Regions from separate parts of the Homo sapiens genome. Here region 2 is linked to region 1. The links are chromatin loops, found by intact Hi-C in ENCODE. Cell type or tissue: natural killer cell. All regions are shown on one strand. Each heading gives the region's core, and the rest is flanking DNA. Links, peaks and the distances in the headings are about the cores only. Region 1 overlaps MAP1S (microtubule associated protein 1S). Region 2 overlaps FCHO1 (FCH and mu domain containing endocytic adaptor 1).

What was found. A loop is a pair of places that touch in the nucleus more often than their neighbours do. Peaks named below come from ENCODE experiments on the same cell type or tissue, not always from the same donor. Only the 100,000 strongest peaks of a DNase experiment are listed, where the experiment ranks them.
Region 2: it touches region 1 in a loop (11-fold over the local background); 15 of 110 quality-filtered maps call a loop at or near these places.

Annotation. Positions count from the first base shown.
Region 1 is chr19:17,722,019-17,730,336 of GRCh38, reverse strand. It overlaps MAP1S (microtubule associated protein 1S), which reads right to left. Exons shown (of 7, transcript NM_018174.6): 3 at 6,129-6,211; 4 at 5,148-5,288; 5 at 2,165-4,508. Among named protein-coding and RNA genes, the nearest start is that of MAP1S, 6.7 kb to the right of the region's middle. In natural killer cell, for the core only: a CTCF peak has its summit at 4,427 (motif pointing left); a DNase peak (open chromatin) is centred at 4,386.
Region 2 is chr19:17,770,777-17,779,094 of GRCh38, reverse strand. FCHO1 (FCH and mu domain containing endocytic adaptor 1) reads right to left here. Exons shown (of 29, transcript NM_015122.3): 9 at 8,199-8,303; 10 at 6,540-6,638; 11 at 6,354-6,450; 12 at 4,812-4,856; 13 at 4,617-4,701; 14 at 4,015-4,039; 15 at 3,582-3,639; 16 at 2,934-3,112; 17 at 2,824-2,848; 18 at 2,409-2,460; 19 at 867-958; 20 at 211-486. Among named protein-coding and RNA genes, the nearest start is that of B3GNT3, 20 kb to the left of the region's middle. RefSeq lists an enhancer at 2,329-2,668. In natural killer cell, for the core only: no CTCF peak of the experiment used is centred there; DNase peaks (open chromatin) are centred at 704 and 3,564; H3K27ac peaks cover 1,345 bases.

The sequences.
Region 1 (8,318 bases), core at 114-8,113:
TCTAAAAAGTAAAACAAAATTTTAAAATGAGCAAAGGAATTGAATAGACATTTCTCCAAAGAAGACAGACAAATGGCCAATAGGCATATGAAAAGATGCAACATCACTAATCATTAGGGACATGGAAATCAAAACCACAATGAGATCCCACCTCACACCCATTAGACTGGCTAGCGTCAAGCAGCTGCTGTGGAAAACAGTCTGGCGGTTCATCCAAAATTAAACGTTGAGTCGGGCGTGGTGGCTTATGCCTATAATCCCAGCACTTTGGGAGGCCGAGGCCAAAGGATCACTTGAGTTCAGGAGTTCAAGACCAGCCAGGGCAACATAGTGAGACCCCAGTGCTACTGAAAAATTTTAAAATTAGCTGGGCGTAGGCTGGGCACAGTGGCTCACGTCTGTAATCCCAGTACTTTGGGAGGCCGAGGCGGGCAGATCACGAGGCCAGGAGTTCGAGACCGGCCTGACCAGCATGGTGAAACCCCATCTCTACTAAAAATACAAAAATTAGCTGGGCATGGTTGCGCATGCCTGTAATCTCAGCTACTTGGGAGGCTGAGGTAGGAGAATCGCTTGACCCCGGGAGGTAGAGGTTGCAGTGAGCTCAGATCGCACCACTGCACTCCAGCCTGGTGACAGAGCAAGACTCCATCTCAAAAAAAAATTAGCTGGCCGTTATGGTGCGTGTCTGTGGTCCCACCTGTTCGGGAGGTTGAGGTGGGAGGGTTGCTTGAACCCAGGAGGTCGAGGCTGCAGTGAGCCATGTTTGCGCCACTGCACTCCAGCCTGGATGACAGAGTGAGACTCTGTCTCAGAAAAAAAACAAAGAACAGCACAGCAGGCCAGAGACCCTCCTCTCAGCAAGGCCTGCTTAAAATGTGAGCCTTTGGCTGGTCTCTGGGAATTTGGATCTTAGGCAGAGGGTTCCCACCATTCCCTGTCTGAGAGGGGCTCCCTGTGCCTGGACTGGACCACACACCTGATTTCTCCTTTTTGGGGAGTCTAGAGTGTGGGTGCCAGGCAGAAGATGCCTATGTAATGGCCCAATAGGAAACCTGGGCATGCTGTGTCTAATGAGCTTCCATGAGGGACACACTGTTACAACTTGCTACTGGAGAAATGAAGCCTGTGGTGTGCAGCCCCACTGGGAGAGGATTCTGGAAGCTTCTGCCTGGTTTCCTTTGGACTTCACCCTATGTGCCTTTTCTCTTTGCTGATTTTGCTCTGCTATGAGTGCAACCATAGGCCGGGTCCTCCTAACCAATCAGTTACATAAAATACGCTATTTAAATTTTCAACTGTTTCATTTTACTTATTGTGGCTTCTAGAAACCCACAGTTGGCATACGTGCTCACCTGTCCAGGCACCTCAGAATGGCAAGTGCTTCAACACTGAGGTCAGTTTCCATTTCACAGGAGAAACTGAGCCCCGGAGAGGTGGGCACGGCTGAGGTCACGAAGTAATTACGAACAGGAGGACTTGGCTGGGTGCAGTGGCTCATGCCTGTAATCCCAGCACTTTGGGAGGCCAAGGTGGGCAGATCACCTGAGGTCCGGAGTTCGAGACCAGCCTGGCCAACATGGTGAAACCCCAACTCTACTAAAAATACAAAAATTAGCCAGGCGTGGTGGCAGGCACCTGTAATCCCACCTACTCGGGAGGCTGAGACAGGAGAATTGTTTGAACCCGGGAGTCAGAGGTTGCAGTCAGCCAAGATCGTGCCATTGCATTCTTGCCTGGGCAACAAGAACGAAATTCTGTCTCAAAAAAAAAAAAAAGAACAGAACTGGCAGGGCACCGTGGCTCACGCCAGTCATCCCAACACTTTGGGAGGCTGAGGTGGGCACACAGCTTGAGGCCAGGAGTTTGAAATCAGCCCAGGCAACATAGTAAGACCCTATCTCTACCAAAAACTTTAAAATTAGGCAGGGGTAGTGGCGGTGCCAGTAGTCCCAGCTACTGGAGAGGCTGAGGTGGGAGGGTGGCTTGAGCCCCATTGTTCAAGGCTGCAATGAGCTGTGACCACACCACTGCACTCCAGCTCAGAGACAGAGTGAGACCATCTCTTTTAAAAAAACTGAAAATGTAAAAACAGGGGGACGAGCTATGCTCTCCAGCCTAAGCAGCTGCTAACCCAGCCCAGGGCCCCAGCTCCAGTACTCACCCGACGGGCCTCGAGTGGCAGTCTTGGGGGTTGAGGACTTTCTGGACAGGGGTGCCCGGCCTCCCTTCTCACTGGGCTCACTCCGGGCACTGAGTGGTCGGCTGGCACGGTCCCCACCAGCAAGCCCCTTGGTTTTGGCAGCAGCCACTGGAGTGGCTTTGGGGGCGGCAGCGCGTGAGTTGGGGCGGGCCAGGGGCTTCCGGGTGCGGCTGACGTTCTCCGTTTGCCGTGCTGTCTTGGGGGGCAGCATCTCGGGGTCCACCATGCAGATGCTGGATGGGTCAGGCAGTGGTGGGGGGACCTTGAGGGGGTCAGGCAAAGGGTCGTGGCGAGGGACTCCAAAGCCCTCTGTGTCTTCGTCTGAGTCTGCCGCACCGGGGGCCAGGGGCACGGGATCCGAGTCAGACAGGGTGGGCAGGGACTCGCTGACCGATGTGGGTGGCGTCTCCTCGGCCCCCAGCCCACCTGCCCGTTCCTGTGACCGGGCACTGCTGTCATTCGAGCTGCCGGGGGACGCAGGTGCCGGTGCCATTGGCACCGCCTTGCGATGCTCAAATTCACAGGGTGACACCAGGCACAGGTCCACATCGTGTGGGGAAGCCGAGCGCCGCGCCCGGGGGCCACGCAGCGGGAGGCTCAGCCCAGCCTCACTGGTGGGGGCGGATGGCGGCAGCACCTGCTCAAAGGACACCGACAGGGACTCGTCCACCTCGGTCGAGTGCGGGGAGCCCACCTCTGCGGGTAGTGAGGGCGTGGTCACCGTGGGTGTGGTCACTGTGGGTGAGGCGTCTGGCCCGGCCTCCCCGCCCCGCAGTGGGCTCAGCGACAGCCGCTCGCTGCCCTCTGCGGGGCTCCGGTGGGACTCAGGGGAGGGTGTGCGTGGCCTTGGGATTGAGCTGGCGGCCAAAGGCAGCTCCAGTGCCTTCTCCTCCCCGGCTGGGATCGGCCCCAGCTCCAGGCTGGGCGTGGCCACCAGCTGGGAGGCCGGAGAGCCGCAGGCTGCACTGGGGGGGCTGGCTTCTCCACATCGGAGGCTGGGCGGGCTGCGGGGTCCATTTGCCACCGGCGGGAAGCCAGAGTGGGACGTGCTGGGCGCTTTGCGGGGCTTGGGTGCCGCCTGGGCATTCGTCTTCTTGAGGTTGGGCACAGAAGAGGCTGCCCGGCGCACCTCCCGCGGCTGGGTCCGGGAGACACTCGGTTTGGGGTCTTTCTTCAACTCCCGGGGGGTCTTGGCTTCTTTCTCAGTCTTGCGTGGGGCCTCAGCCCGTGCTGGCTCCTTGCGGGCCACCCCAGGGCGCTCCTGGCCAGGTCTAGGGTGGGTGGCCAGGAGGCCCTCTCTCTTCGAGCTGTCCCGGGAGCCCACGCTCTCTTTGCTCTCGGCTCGCCCCGGCCCCTCCAGGTCCTGGGGCGTCACCACGGGCTCTCGCAGGAACCTCAAGTGCTGCAGGCGGACCAGGCCGTCCAGGAGGCAGGCGGGCGGGGTGCAACCGGGGAACAGCACGCGCACCACCTTCTCGCCGGGGCCGGCGGGGTGCCACACCAGCAGGGCGCACACAGAGGCCAGCGTGCGCTCGGCGCCGGCGGAGGGCGGGTGCAGCACATACATGTCCAGCCGGCCCACGCCCATCTTCTCGAAGAGCACGGTGGGTTTGGCTGGCACGGGGCCGCGGCTGAGTGGCAGAGGCGTGATGCCCAGCTGCGCCAGGAGGCTCAGCGCCAGCTCCGCCTCATCCTCGCCGCGCGCCAGCCGCGACGCGGCCTCGCAGGCGTTGAAGAACACGACCCCCAGGTTGGGGGAGATGAGCCTGCGCAGCCTGTCGTCCCAGGAGCCCCCACCAGCAGCCACCTCGGAGCGCTCCGCCAGTTTGCGCCGCAGCAGGCTGTTGAGGCCGGGGAGGCTGTCGGCGCCAGGGTGGGTCACCAGCACGGCATCCACGCGGTCCAGGTGCCGCACCAGCTTCCAGAAACTGGACTTGGGGTTTGAGCCACCGTTGACCAGCACAGTGAAGCCATTGACGGCGAAGAAGGCGGCATCCCCGAGGCCTCCAGGGAAGATGTAGCAGCAGGGCCGGCCCAGCCTGAGGAAGCCCCCGGAGGTCGGGGGCTCCAGCAGCTCGAAGGGGGACGGTGGCTCCAGAGACTCAGCCACGTACTCCAGGAATTCGCACAGGCCCTCAGAGTTGGGCAGCTGCGCCGGGGGGTTCAGCCGCAGCTGGAGCCGGAGCGCCCCCTGAAGGCCAGGCACAGCGGGTGCCAGCTGAGCCCAGTCACCGAAGGTGGGGCAGGTGATGGTGAGTATGGGCGGCTGCACAGGTGGGGGCGTGGTGGCCAGGATGTCCCGGATCTGTATGGAGGAGGAGTGGTAAGGGACCACCTAGAGCCAGGCAACACCTAGCCCGGTGGGAAAACTGGGCGAGGACACCCTCATCCTTTCCCCCAGGGCCTGCTCCTCAGGGCCCTCCCGCCAAAACCCAACCCTCTCCAGCGCCACAAGGCTCTTTGATCTGGCCTCACCTCCTGTCTCTCCCTCCCCTTCAAATGCCTCCCTGCCCCAGGGCCTTTACACTCACCATTCTCTCCTCCCAGGGCACAGCTCCCTCCAAGGAGACTCTCCACGCCCCACCTGTCTACTGAACCTTTTCTCACCATTTTTAAGTGCCCCACTACAATGTGAAAGTGAGGTTTGCCATTTTGCCCATGTGTCCTACCCAGACTGCGGGCACCAGGAAGGACCCATTTGGCTCCATCCCTCATCAGGACTTTGGGACATCTGCTGACCTACAAACTCAGCTCACACCACACCCTTTCGCGGGCAATGGGACTGACCCCAGACAGCCAGGAGGCATGTGTCACCACTGCCATCCTACAGAGGATGGGGAGACCAGGCCATGGAAAACAGCAGGTCGCTGGTGCCACACAGCCTGATACACCCCAGTCAGGATTCAGAGCTGGGGAAGCAGGGGATGGCAAAGGGGTGGCTTACCTCTCTGTCCTTCAGGACCTGGAGGAAGTGGTGAGGCGAGAAGCCCCCTGTCTGTAGCAGCAGCTCCCCCGTCTCCTCCAGGCAGGGCCCAGCCAACACCAGTAGCTTGTGAGAGGCAGGGTCCAACAGAAGGTTCCGGAGCTGAGGGAGGGGGTGAACACTAAAGGACCCGTTCTGTGCAGTGACGTATCCAGCAGTCCTCTTTGGGGTAGCCTCGAGTCGATACATAACCACCCCTCTCCTGTCCTCACCCCACGACCAGCCCAGTGCTCAACTAGCTACGAAGGCAGTCTCCAGGTCTCCTGCTGGGCCCTGGAGCAACCCTAGCAAACTCCTATTCATCCTACAAAGCCCAGCTCTGATGTCCCTTCCTCCTGAAGGCACTACTTGCCCTTTCTGGGCTCTCTCTAGTCCACCTCTCCCTCCAGCCCAGCCCTGATGCCACAGGGCTGGGGGTGTCTGTGTCTCACTCTGTCTCTTAAAGACTGAGAGCCCCTCAAGGGAACAAAAGGGAAAAGTTGATCCAAGGAATCAACCTGTAAGAAGGTCTGTAGTGGGATGCCCCAGGGCTCTGTCTGGTTCATCTTCCGGATGTATAATTGGTAGAGTACAGATGGCCACAAGCTGGTTAATGTTAGTGAGTCGATTCAGACAACTCCTGGGGCCTAGCCGGAGGGAACCCACAGGAGGAAAACCTGTCTGCTCTGGCCTTCCCACCTCCAGACCCACGCTGTCCTGGGCCCTGAGCTGGGAGTGCTTACCCTCCCCTCCCTCCCAAAGTCCAGGCTTTTCTGCTCCCACCCCAGAGGAGGGAAGAAGCGGAGGCTGAAGCCACAGGGAAGGCTTCGTGGGCGAAGAAGTGTGGTGCCGGGTGTCTTGAGAGGATCTGGGGCAGCATGAAGACAAGGACACGAGACAGGAAGACAGAGAAGGCACGGGTCCCAGCAGCCCGCCCCCTCCAGGACGTCAGCCATTCCCTACCTCATCATACAGGGACTTGTCTGATGGGTTCAGGAGGACCAGGGTCTCCAGGTTGTCTCCACGGTGGTGCAGGCTCCGCTGGCCTGTGGGGGAATCAGGCCGTCCCGGAGTCAAATCCTGCCTCCCCGTGTGACCCTCAGGGAACATGAACCCCTCTGGGAACCCACCCAGGGATCATATGGAGATTAACAGGCGCACGGCAGAGCTGCAGGTCAGGACCAGGCAAGAAAGAGAAACTCAAACCACCCCAGCTGGCCTAAGAGAGGCAGTAACCAGAGGGCCCCATCGTGCGCAGGGCCTGGTTTGCAGCTGTCACCCCTGGGAGTGATGCCACCATTTTCTTCTTTTTTTTGTGAGACGGAGTCTCGCTCTGTCGCCCAGGCTGGAGGGCAGTGGTGCAATCTCTGCTCACTGCAAGCTCCGCTCCTCCTCCCGGGTTCACGCCATTCTCCTGCCTCAGCCTCCCGAGTAGCCAGGACTACAGGTGCCCGCCACCACACCCGGCTAAGTTTTTGTATTTTTAGTAGAGACAGGGTTTCACCGTGTAAGCCAGGATAGTCTCCATATCCTGACCTCGTGATCCGCCTGCCTCGGCCTCCCAAAGTGCTGGGATTACAGGCGTGAGCCACCGCGCCCGGCCTTTTTCTTTTCTTTTTTTTTGAGACGGAGTTTTGCTCTTGTTGCCCAGGCTGGCGTGCAACAGTGCAACCTGGGCTCACTGCAACCTCCGCCTCCTGGGTTCAAGCAATTCTCCTGCCTCAGCCTCCCGAGTAGCTGGGATTACAGGCACACGCCACCACGCCCCATTAATTTTTTCAATTTTTAGTAGAGACGGGGTTTTAACATGTGGGTCAGGCTGGTCTCAAACTCCTGACCTCAGGTGATCCGCCTGCCTCGGCCTCCCAAAGTGCTGGGATTACAGACTTGACCCACTGCACCCATCCGGCCACATTTATTTTTCAGACAGAGAGCCAGAGCTCGAGGAGGGCCAATGAGGGCGAACGTGGACGAGGGTACATCCGGAGCAAAGGTCCTGAGGCAGGACTCAGCTAGGGGTGGGGCAGCATAAGGGCCGGGGCTGAAGTAGGGCTGTTTCTGGGATCCTGACCCTGCTCTGTCCCCCAGGGCCCGTATGTGTTTTAAACATCAGTACTGTGAGAGGGGGGTGGCAAGGAGCCAGAGCCGGGGTGGGGGCCGGTGAGGGCCAACCCGGACCAGGGTACAGCACCAGCCAAGGCCCCTGAGGCAGGACTGAACTGTGAACAAGGCTGAGTCTTGAGAGGCAGAGACCCTCCAGTGTTGCCAGCCCTTATCACATTTAACTTTCTTTCCTTTCTTTCCTTCTTTTCCCTTTCTCTCTCTCTCGCCCTTATCACATTTAGCTTTCTCTTTCCTTTCTCTCTCTCTCTCCCTCCCTCTCCCCCTCCCTCCCTCCCTCCCTCTCTCTCTCTCTCTTTTTTGAGATGGAATCTCCCTCTATTGCCCAGGCTGAAGTGTAGTGGCACGATCTCAGCTCACTGCAACCTCTGCCTCCTGAGTTCAAGCAATTCTCCAACCTCAGTCTCCCAAGTAGCTGGGGTTATAGGCGCTTGCCACCACAACCAGCTAATTTTTGTATTTTTAGTAGAGATGGGGTGTCACCATACTGGTCAGGCTGGTCTCGAACTCCTGACCTCAGGTGATCCACCCACCTCAGCCTTCCAAAGTGCTGGGATTATAGGTGTGAGCCACCATGTCAGGCCTAAGTTTATTTTTTTGAGACAGGGTCTCGCTCTGTTGCCCAGGCTGAAGTGCAGTGGCACAATCTTAGCTCACTGCAGCCTCTGCCTCCTGGGTAAAAGCGATCCTCCCTCCTCGGGCTCCTGAGTAGCTGGGACTACAGGTGTGCACCACCAGGTCCAGCTCATTTTTGCATTTTCAGTAGGGACAGGGTTTCACCATGTTGCCCCAGCTGGTTTTGAACTCCTGACCTCAAAAAATCCTCCCACTTTGACCTCCCAAAGTGTTGGGATTACAGGCGAGAGCCACCCCACCCAGCCTTAGCACGCTTTTTGCCACACAGGGATATTGCCCCATTCAGGTGGGGAAATCAAGGCATAAAGAAGGGAAGTGGCCACGAAGTTCACACACAGCAGACAGGATTTCCAGCTCCACTTTCTGCCCCATGAAGTGTCAGGAAGCCACAAGGAC
Region 2 (8,318 bases), core at 113-8,112, 49 kb before region 1:
TCCCTTCCTCAGGGAGGGCCCCCACCTGGCACCCGCTACCGCCTGCCTTGCTAAATGTCCATCTCATTGTTGTCCCTGCAACGGTGGGAGGTTCTGCCTGCCTGGTCCTGGCTGTGTCTCCAGCAGCCTGATCAGGCCCTGCCCAAAGCAGGCGCTCAATCCCCCGCCCAGGGTTCCAGCAACTCTCAGGCCCAGGCCCGCTGGACTCACCTCCTCCGGCCAAGGCCTCCAGCCCCCAGGGGCCTGGAGACGAGGCGAGGGGCTGCGGCGAGTCTGGCAGAGGCGGTGCCCGGATACCCCTGGCCTCTGGGGGTGGCGCCCTACAGCTGGGCGGGCTCTGCGGGGTGCCTGGGCGGGGGACCCAGGAATCTGGGGAGGGGCCAGGTGCCGCGTGGGACGGAGAGTCCAGGCCGGAATCCTCCACGTTTTCGGGCGACGAGGAGGAGAAAGGGGAGGGGCTGGAGGTGAAGCCCAGGCTGCTAGAGCCTTGGGGAGGGAAGCGGGCGGTCAGCTCCGACCCTCGCCCACTCAGAGTCCCTGCCCATCCTCCTGCAGGCCACGGCCACGTCGAGGGAAGGTCAGGGGGGCCCCCATTCAAAGTCCTTGTGCACGCCCCCAAGGCTACACCTTCTGGTGACTTCCCTCTCCACAAATGTCCGGCCCATCCACTCAGTCACCGCCCACTGGCCAAGGCCCCACCCTATCTATGGCCCCTCCCACGCGCACTCTGGCCCCGCCCACCCCTACACGGACTAGTCCTCCCTCCAGCCTGGCTTCCAGGGGACCTCATTGGCCTAACTCTGCAATGGCCCCACCCAACCTCCCTCCGGCCACACCCATGCCCTCCAATCCCTTATCCCCATCACCTGTAAAATCTTCGTGGTCAAAGGCTGACTCCAGGGGCGGCCCAAAGAGGTTCTTGGACACCTGCTCCTCTGACTGCAATCTCTCTGCACAGCTAGAGAGGGTGAGGCCAAGAGGGCTGCTTCTATTTTTCCCAAGCCTCATCCCACCCTGGGGCCTTTGCACATGCTGTTCCCAGTCTTTTTTTTTTTTGAGACGGAGTCTTGCTCTGTCGGCCAGGCTGCAGTGCAGTGGCACGATCTCAGCTTGCTGCAACCTCCGCTTCCTGCGTTCAAGCGATTCTCCTGCCTCAGCCTCCAGAGTAGCTGGGATTACAGGCACCTGCCACCATGCCCGGCTAATTTTTGTATTTTTAGCAGAGACGGGGTTTTACCATGCTGGCCAGCCTGATCCCAAACTCCTGACCTCAAGTGATCTGGCTGCTTTGGCCAGTGCTGGGATTGCAGGTGTGAGCCACTGTGTGCAGCCTGTTCCCAGTCTGGAGTTCCATTTCCCCAGCTCTCTTCACAGTCACCTCCTAGCTCCTCTTTGGGGCTTAGCTCCAAGTCACCCCCTCAGGGAGGTTCCCAACCCCACCTCAAGGGAAGTCACCTCCTCCTGTCTTCGCGTCATCTGCTTTAGTTTCTTCGTAGCACTTAGAAGTATCGAATATGCTCTAACTTATTTGCTTTTTTTTTTTTTTTTTTTTTTTTTTTGAGACGGAGTTTCCTCTTGCTGCCCAGGCTGGAATGCAATGGCACAACAGTGGCTTACTGCAAGCTCCGCCTCCCAGGTTCAAGCGATTCTCCTGCCTCACCCTCTCGAATAGCTGGGATTACAGGCATGTGCCACCATGCCTGGCTAATGCTGTATTTTTAGTAGAGATGGGGTTTCTTTATGTTGGTCAGGCTGGTCTCGAACTCTCGACCTCAGGTGATCCGCCTGCCTTGGCCTCCCAAAGTGCTGGAATTACAGGCGTGAGCCGCCACGCCTGGCCCTATTTGCTATTCTTAAAATCTGGAGTCACTAGAATGTGACTCTGAGAAGGGAGACCTGTCTCAGAACCCAGACCCTAGAACAGCACAGGTACACAGCAGGCACTCAATAAATGTTCATCAAATGAATGACTAAATGGTCCCTCAAAAGCCAGCATGGGCCAGGCACAAGGGCTCATGCCTGTAATCCCAGCACTTTGGCAAGCCGAGGTGGGCAGATCACTTGAGGTCAGGAGTTCGAGACCAGCCGGGCCAACATGGTGAAACCCTGTCTCTACTAAAAATACAAAAGTTAGCTGGGCGTGGTGGTGGGTGCCTGTAATCTCAGCTACTTAGGAGGCTGAGGCATGAAAATCGCTTGAACTCAGGAGGTGGAGGTTGCAGTGAGCTGAAATCGCACTCCAGCCTGGGTGACAGAGTGAGACTCTGTCTCAAAACAAAAACAAAAACAAAAAAACCCCAGCATGACGTCAACTCCCAGCCGGGACAAGAGAACACCAGGCGGAGACATGGGGAGGTGGAGGGAGGAGGTGGGGACAGCCCCCACCTGCCCACTCGTGTGGAACCCACCTGCTGGTTCTGGGGGCAGACCGAGGTCTCTGGGGTTTCCCAGCAGCGTCCCCTACAAGAGATGCACCTCCTTCAGCCTTCTTGTCACCCTGCCTGCAATGCTCCCCACTCCACAGACCAAGGGACCGAGGCTCGGGGGTGTCCAGCCAGTTGCCCAAGGTGATCAGCAAATCAGGCAGACATGGATTCAAGCCTAAGCGAGCCTGTCTCCAGATGCTAGCTTCTCCTGGCCCCAGCTACCCCTTTCAGCTCTCACTTAATTTCATAATGACCTCATTTTACAGAAAAGGAGACTGAAGGTCAGTGTGGTTAAGCAGCCTGCCCAAAGTTACAAAACGGAGTTATGATTCAAGCCCAAACCCATAGCCTCCCTTCCTTAGGATCCTCCCCACTCTGAAGACCAAAGGCTACTCACGTGAAGAATGGCGTTTCATGGTGCCCTGTGGACAAAGTGGGCAACATCACACACGAATGCATCCAGCCAGCCTCTCTAGCAACACCCAGGGCACCCCTCCCACGCCTCACCCCTGGGCCAGGAGGAAGGATGAGGCTGCCCGCGGTGGCCCTGAGCTGTGCCGCTGCTGCCTCGGGGCTGCAGGCTGGAGCCCGGGCCGGGGCAGGCTTGATGTGCACATAGAACTTGCGGGGCTCTTCATCGTCGAAGTCGGAGTCGCTGGACGAGAAACGGGAGGGCTCGGCCGTGCGTGGGCTGCAGTCAAGGTCCAAGCCAATCCCAACACAAGCTTTCCCCCAGTCAGCTCTCCAATCCAGCCTCGTCCCTCCCTGCTCAAACCCTTCGAGGTCCTGCCCAATCCCATCGCTCACCACGCGCCACCTTCAGTCCTGACACCATGTCCCACCAGCACTCCCACCCCCCCCGAGAAGCCTTTGCACAAGCATGCCCAGAACTAACTGGCAAACTCCTATTCGGCTGCAAAACCCCAACACTGGTGCCCCCTCCTCCAGGAAGCCCTGCTAGATCTCCTTTTCTCTCTCCCTCTTGCCCAGTGCTGACCCCATAGAGTGGGTGTTTACATTTAGGTTGGCTTCATCCACAAAGGAGACTCTCTCCAGGATGTACACAGAGAGGACTGCTGAAGGTGGACTGGTTATTACGGAGAATTTTGTCCTTGCTGTGCCAACAACTGCCCCCAGGGGGTGCCAGAAGGATATTGTTCTGGGTCACATCAGGCCGGACAGTGAAACCTTCTTCATCCACCTCTGGACATGTCTAGGGGAGTCAGGGGGCAGCAGTGAGTCAGGCGCCCCACTATCGAACCTTCCATCTCACCCTGCCAACCGCCCCCCGCCCTGCCCCCAGGCCTTGACTCAGACCTCAAAACCAACCCTGATGGCAACGACTGTCTTCCCTGGGTGTGTGGGCAGGTTCCTGGGACAAACTGAGCTTCGGCAGGGACATTATTCACACCCACGTAGTCCATGGGACTTTGCAGCTGAGGTGGGATATGAACCCAGCCCCCAGGCTCCAGCCCGCCCCTCAATCTCGGCTCTTTAGTTTCCAGTAGGGATCGGGACTCTAGGAGCCAAGAGTGGGATCAAACTCCTTCCACTTGTAGCCCAGCCTGACCCCTCCCACATCACTCACCCCTGAATCGGGCTCCAGGAAATCTCTGGGGATGGAGGAAGAGATGTTGGTGTCAGCTTCCGCAGCCCATCTGGTGCCCCCTGTCAGCCCCCAACACTGGACATGGAAGCTGGGGCAGCTCCCAGACTGTGATACTGCCCTGAGCTAGCCCTAGAGGCGGTGGGACCATGGGGCTTGCTTGGGGAGGGGGTTGAATCTGAAGTTAGCTGAGTAGAGAGTGTTCTCAAACAGCCTGGGAGGGAAGGAATCCTGGAACTCATTTGAAGGGCTGCCTTGTGAAGATAGGGAAAGTCGGGGCTAGCCTTGGCAAACAGAACAATCCTGGGCCAGCTTGGGCAGGGAAGATGCTACGTTACTCTGGGACAGGCAATTCCTGGCCTAACCTAGCAAAAGGAAGAATTCTGGACTAGCTTGGGCAGCGGTAATATTGAGCTAGCCGGGGGCAGAGGTACTCCTGGTCTAGCTCAGGTAGAGGGAATCCTGGTCCAGCCTGGAATATGGATACTCCTGGGCTATCCTAGGAGGGGACTTCTGGGATAGCCTGGGCAGGGGAGGGGATCTCGGTCTAGCCTGGGCCAGACCGGGCAGGGGTGCTTCCTCACACAGCTGCAGGTGGCTCTGGCTCCCGCTCCCGCCGGCTTAGTCCTGGAAGGCGAAAGGCCTTGGCTCCCCGCAAACGTTTCATCGCTGAGGATAGATTGGGGGGCACCTGAGCACTGTGAGCCTCCTTTCACATTCAGATCAGCCTCCCTCACCCCCATGGTCCAGCCTGGGCATCCAGGCCCAGACGTACTTGCCTTCCTGCAGGGCAGCCGCACTGTATGCCTCGAAGTCCAGAGGTCCTGAGACAGGAGACGGAAACTCAATTGAGGGGCTGGGCACGGTGGCCCATGCCTGTAATCCCAGCACTTTGGGAGGCTAAGGCGGGCGGATCACCTGAGGTCAGGAGTTCAAGACCAGCCTGGCCACCATGGTGAAACCCTGTCTCTGCTAAAATTACAAAAAAGCCGGACATGGTGGCAGGCGCCTGTAATCCCAGCTACTGGGGAGGCTGAGGCAGGAGAATCGCTTGAACCCAGGAGGCGGAGGTTGCAGTGAGCCGAGACTGCACCACTGCACTCCAGCCTGGGTGACAGAGCAAGACTCTGCCTCAAAAAAATTAAAAAAAAAAAAAAAAGAGAGAGAGAGAGAGAAAGAAACTAAATTGAGGGTGGGGAGACTGCGCTTGGAAAGGGTAGTACACTTTTGGCCACAAAATGGCACCTGGATCTGAACTCAAGGTCCATCAGGTTCCCGGACAAGAACCAGCCCCACATCATCAGAAGTGGGATGGACCAAGGGGCTGGTCTGGTTCCAGCAGGGCAGTGCCACCGCAGGGGGTGACATGAGCTACTTCTACATACTTCCAGCATTTGTGGCTGGAACTTGGGTTGGGTCGGGGAATGGACCATGCGTCTGTGCAGTGGGCTGGGCTTTGAGTGACAGGATAAGGAGTGGGAACTCTCTCCCAAGAACAATGGGGAGCCATGGAAGGTGTGTGAGCAGGAGGAGGACAAAACAGATCTGGGGCCTGTGAAGGGCAAGAGTGGGGCCCCATGCAGGGAGGGGAGACCTGAGCCAGGCCTGAGCCAGAGCGACAGGAGGGAGAAAGAACAGGTTTTGCTAGTTAACAAGACTTGAGGACGTAACTGTATACCAGCATTTAGTGAGTGCCTACTGTGTGCCTGGCACACCCTTTGCCCTTTACCTGCATGAAATCACTGAATGTTGCAACATTATTACATCCTCACTTTACAGATGAGGAAACTGAGGCTCAGAGAAGTCAAAGCACAGGTCCTAGGTCACACAGCAAGCGATGAAGAAAAGACTCAAACCCACGTCTCACTCTAAAACTTTTGCTCTTAACTCCTTCCCAGTCCTGCATCTGCGCATTCCCAAATTGTTCTTTTGCTCAACAACCCTCAATGGCTCCCTTAGGCCCTGGGGGTGAAGTCTGATCAGCCAAGCCTGGCATTCAAGGCTCCTCTGGGATCTGGTTCAAAGACATTTACACATAAGATCAGGCTGGAGAGCTGGACTTGTCAGCAGCCCATTTTTCCCATGAAGAAACCAAGGCCTGGCCATGTGCAGTGGCTCACGCCTGTAATCCCAGCACTTTGGGAGGCCGAGGCAGGCAGATCACCTGAGGTCAAGAGTTCGAGACCAGCCTGGCCAACATGGTGAAACCTCGTCTCTATTAAAAATAAAAAAATAAAAAAAAAATTAGCTGGGCATGGTGGCACATGCCTGTCTGCAGCTGTGGCCCCGAAGCCCGACCCCCAATGGCTGCCCTGACTCACCAGGCTTCTCCCGGCCTGTGCCCTTACTCTCTGCAAACTTCCTGAGTAGCATCTCCACGCTGACGTTCTCGATGTTCTGCTTAAATTCCTCATGCACCTGTGCCGGGTGGGCGGGGTGTGTAACTGGTCAAGGCCCCTTTGCCCAGCAGTGACCCCAGCCTCATTCCTCACACCTGCCCAACTCACCTGCCCAATCTGCACGTGCGTGTCCTCCACCGAGTGAGCATATGAGCCCAGCAGTGCCTTCATGTGCCTCAGGTGTGTCTCCTCCATGGCTTGGAAGCGCTGAAGCAGGAGGGCAGAGGCAGGTGGAAAGGAGGTCAGGGCCAAGAAGAAGTGGCCATATGACTCAGCCTGACCAATCAGAATACCCTAAGCCCTTGGCTCAGTGATTGATTTGGGGAAGGGCCAATGAGAGTCTGCCCTAGGACTTTCATTGACTCTACAGGAAAAGGCACTTCCATTCCTGAGCCAATGTGCTGATGGGATGTAAGTGGGGGTTGCTGGTGCCCAGTTTGATGCACACATGTGCATGCTTGCACACACATGCACACACACACACACACAAGGGGATGTCTGTGTGGGAGTGATGTCCCCAGAGAGAAAAACAGACTTAAGAAGCAGAAATAGTGGTCAGCTGTGGTGTATCATGCCTGTAATCCCAGCACTTTGGGAGGCCAAGGCAGGTGGATCATCTGAGGTCAGGAATTCAAGACCAGTCTGGGCAACATGGTGAAACCGTTTCTACTAAAAATACAAAAATTAGCTGGGTGTGGTGGCACGTGCCTGTAATCCCAACTACTAGGGAGGCTGAGGCAGGAGAATCACTTGAGCCCAGGAGGCGGAGGTTGCAGTGAGCTGAGATCACGCCACTGCACTCCAGCCTGAGTGACAGAGAGATCCCATCTCAAAAAAATAAAAGAAGCAGAAATTCACAATTTCCTGCCAGCACTATTTGAGCACATGGATTCAGCTATGACTGAAACCTCCACAACTCAAAAATAAAACTTTACAGTTCCCTGAGCTTGTCAGTTTTTTTAAATTTTATTTTTTATTTTATTTTTTATTTTTTTGAGACAGAGTCTCGCTCTGTCGCCCAGGCTGGAGTGCAGTGGCGCAATCTCGGCTCACTGCAAGCTCCGCCTCCTGGGTTCTCGCCATTCTCCGGCCTCAGCCTCCTGAGCAGCTGGGACTACAGGCACCCACCACCACGCCCGGCTAATTTTTTTGTATTTTTAGTAGAGAGGGGGTTTCACCGTGTTAGCCAGGATAGTCTCGATCTCCTGACCTCGTGATCCACCTGCCTCGGCCTCCCAAAGTGCTGGGATTACAGGCATGAGCCACCGCGCCCAGCCTTTTTCTTTTCTTTTCTTTTTTTTTTTTATATACACCTGTCGGTTTGAATGAAGGCTTCTATCACTTGTAACTTGAAAAAAGTTCTGATTCCTAATCCTCAGATTCCAATCTGCTTGAATTTATTTTATTTTTTCGAGACAGGGTTCCACTCTATCACCTAACCTGGAGTACAATGGCTCGATCTTGGCTCACTGCAACCTCCGCCTTCTGGTTCAAGTGATTCTCCCGCCTCAGCCTCCTGAGTAGCTGGGATTACAGGCACCTGCCACTACGCCCGGCTAATTTTGTATTTTTAGTAGAGACAGGCTTTCGCCATGTTGGCCAGGCTGGTCTCAAACTCCTGACCTCAGGTGATCCTCCCGCCTCGGCCTCCCAAAGTGCTGGGATTACAGGTGTGAGCCACCACACCCTGCCTGGGATTTCTGCAGTCCATAACCTCCAGGGCAAAGGCATGTGTGGGTCTTAAAGGTACAGATGCCTGGTTCTTACCAGGGCTGAGTCCAGCATCTTCTGCTCAAAGTCAGCTCGGGCTGAGTTGTATTTTTCCACTGAGCGCCGCAGGCTCTCTGCCGCCTTCTTGGTTTTAGTCTCCGCCTACAAAGCACAGGG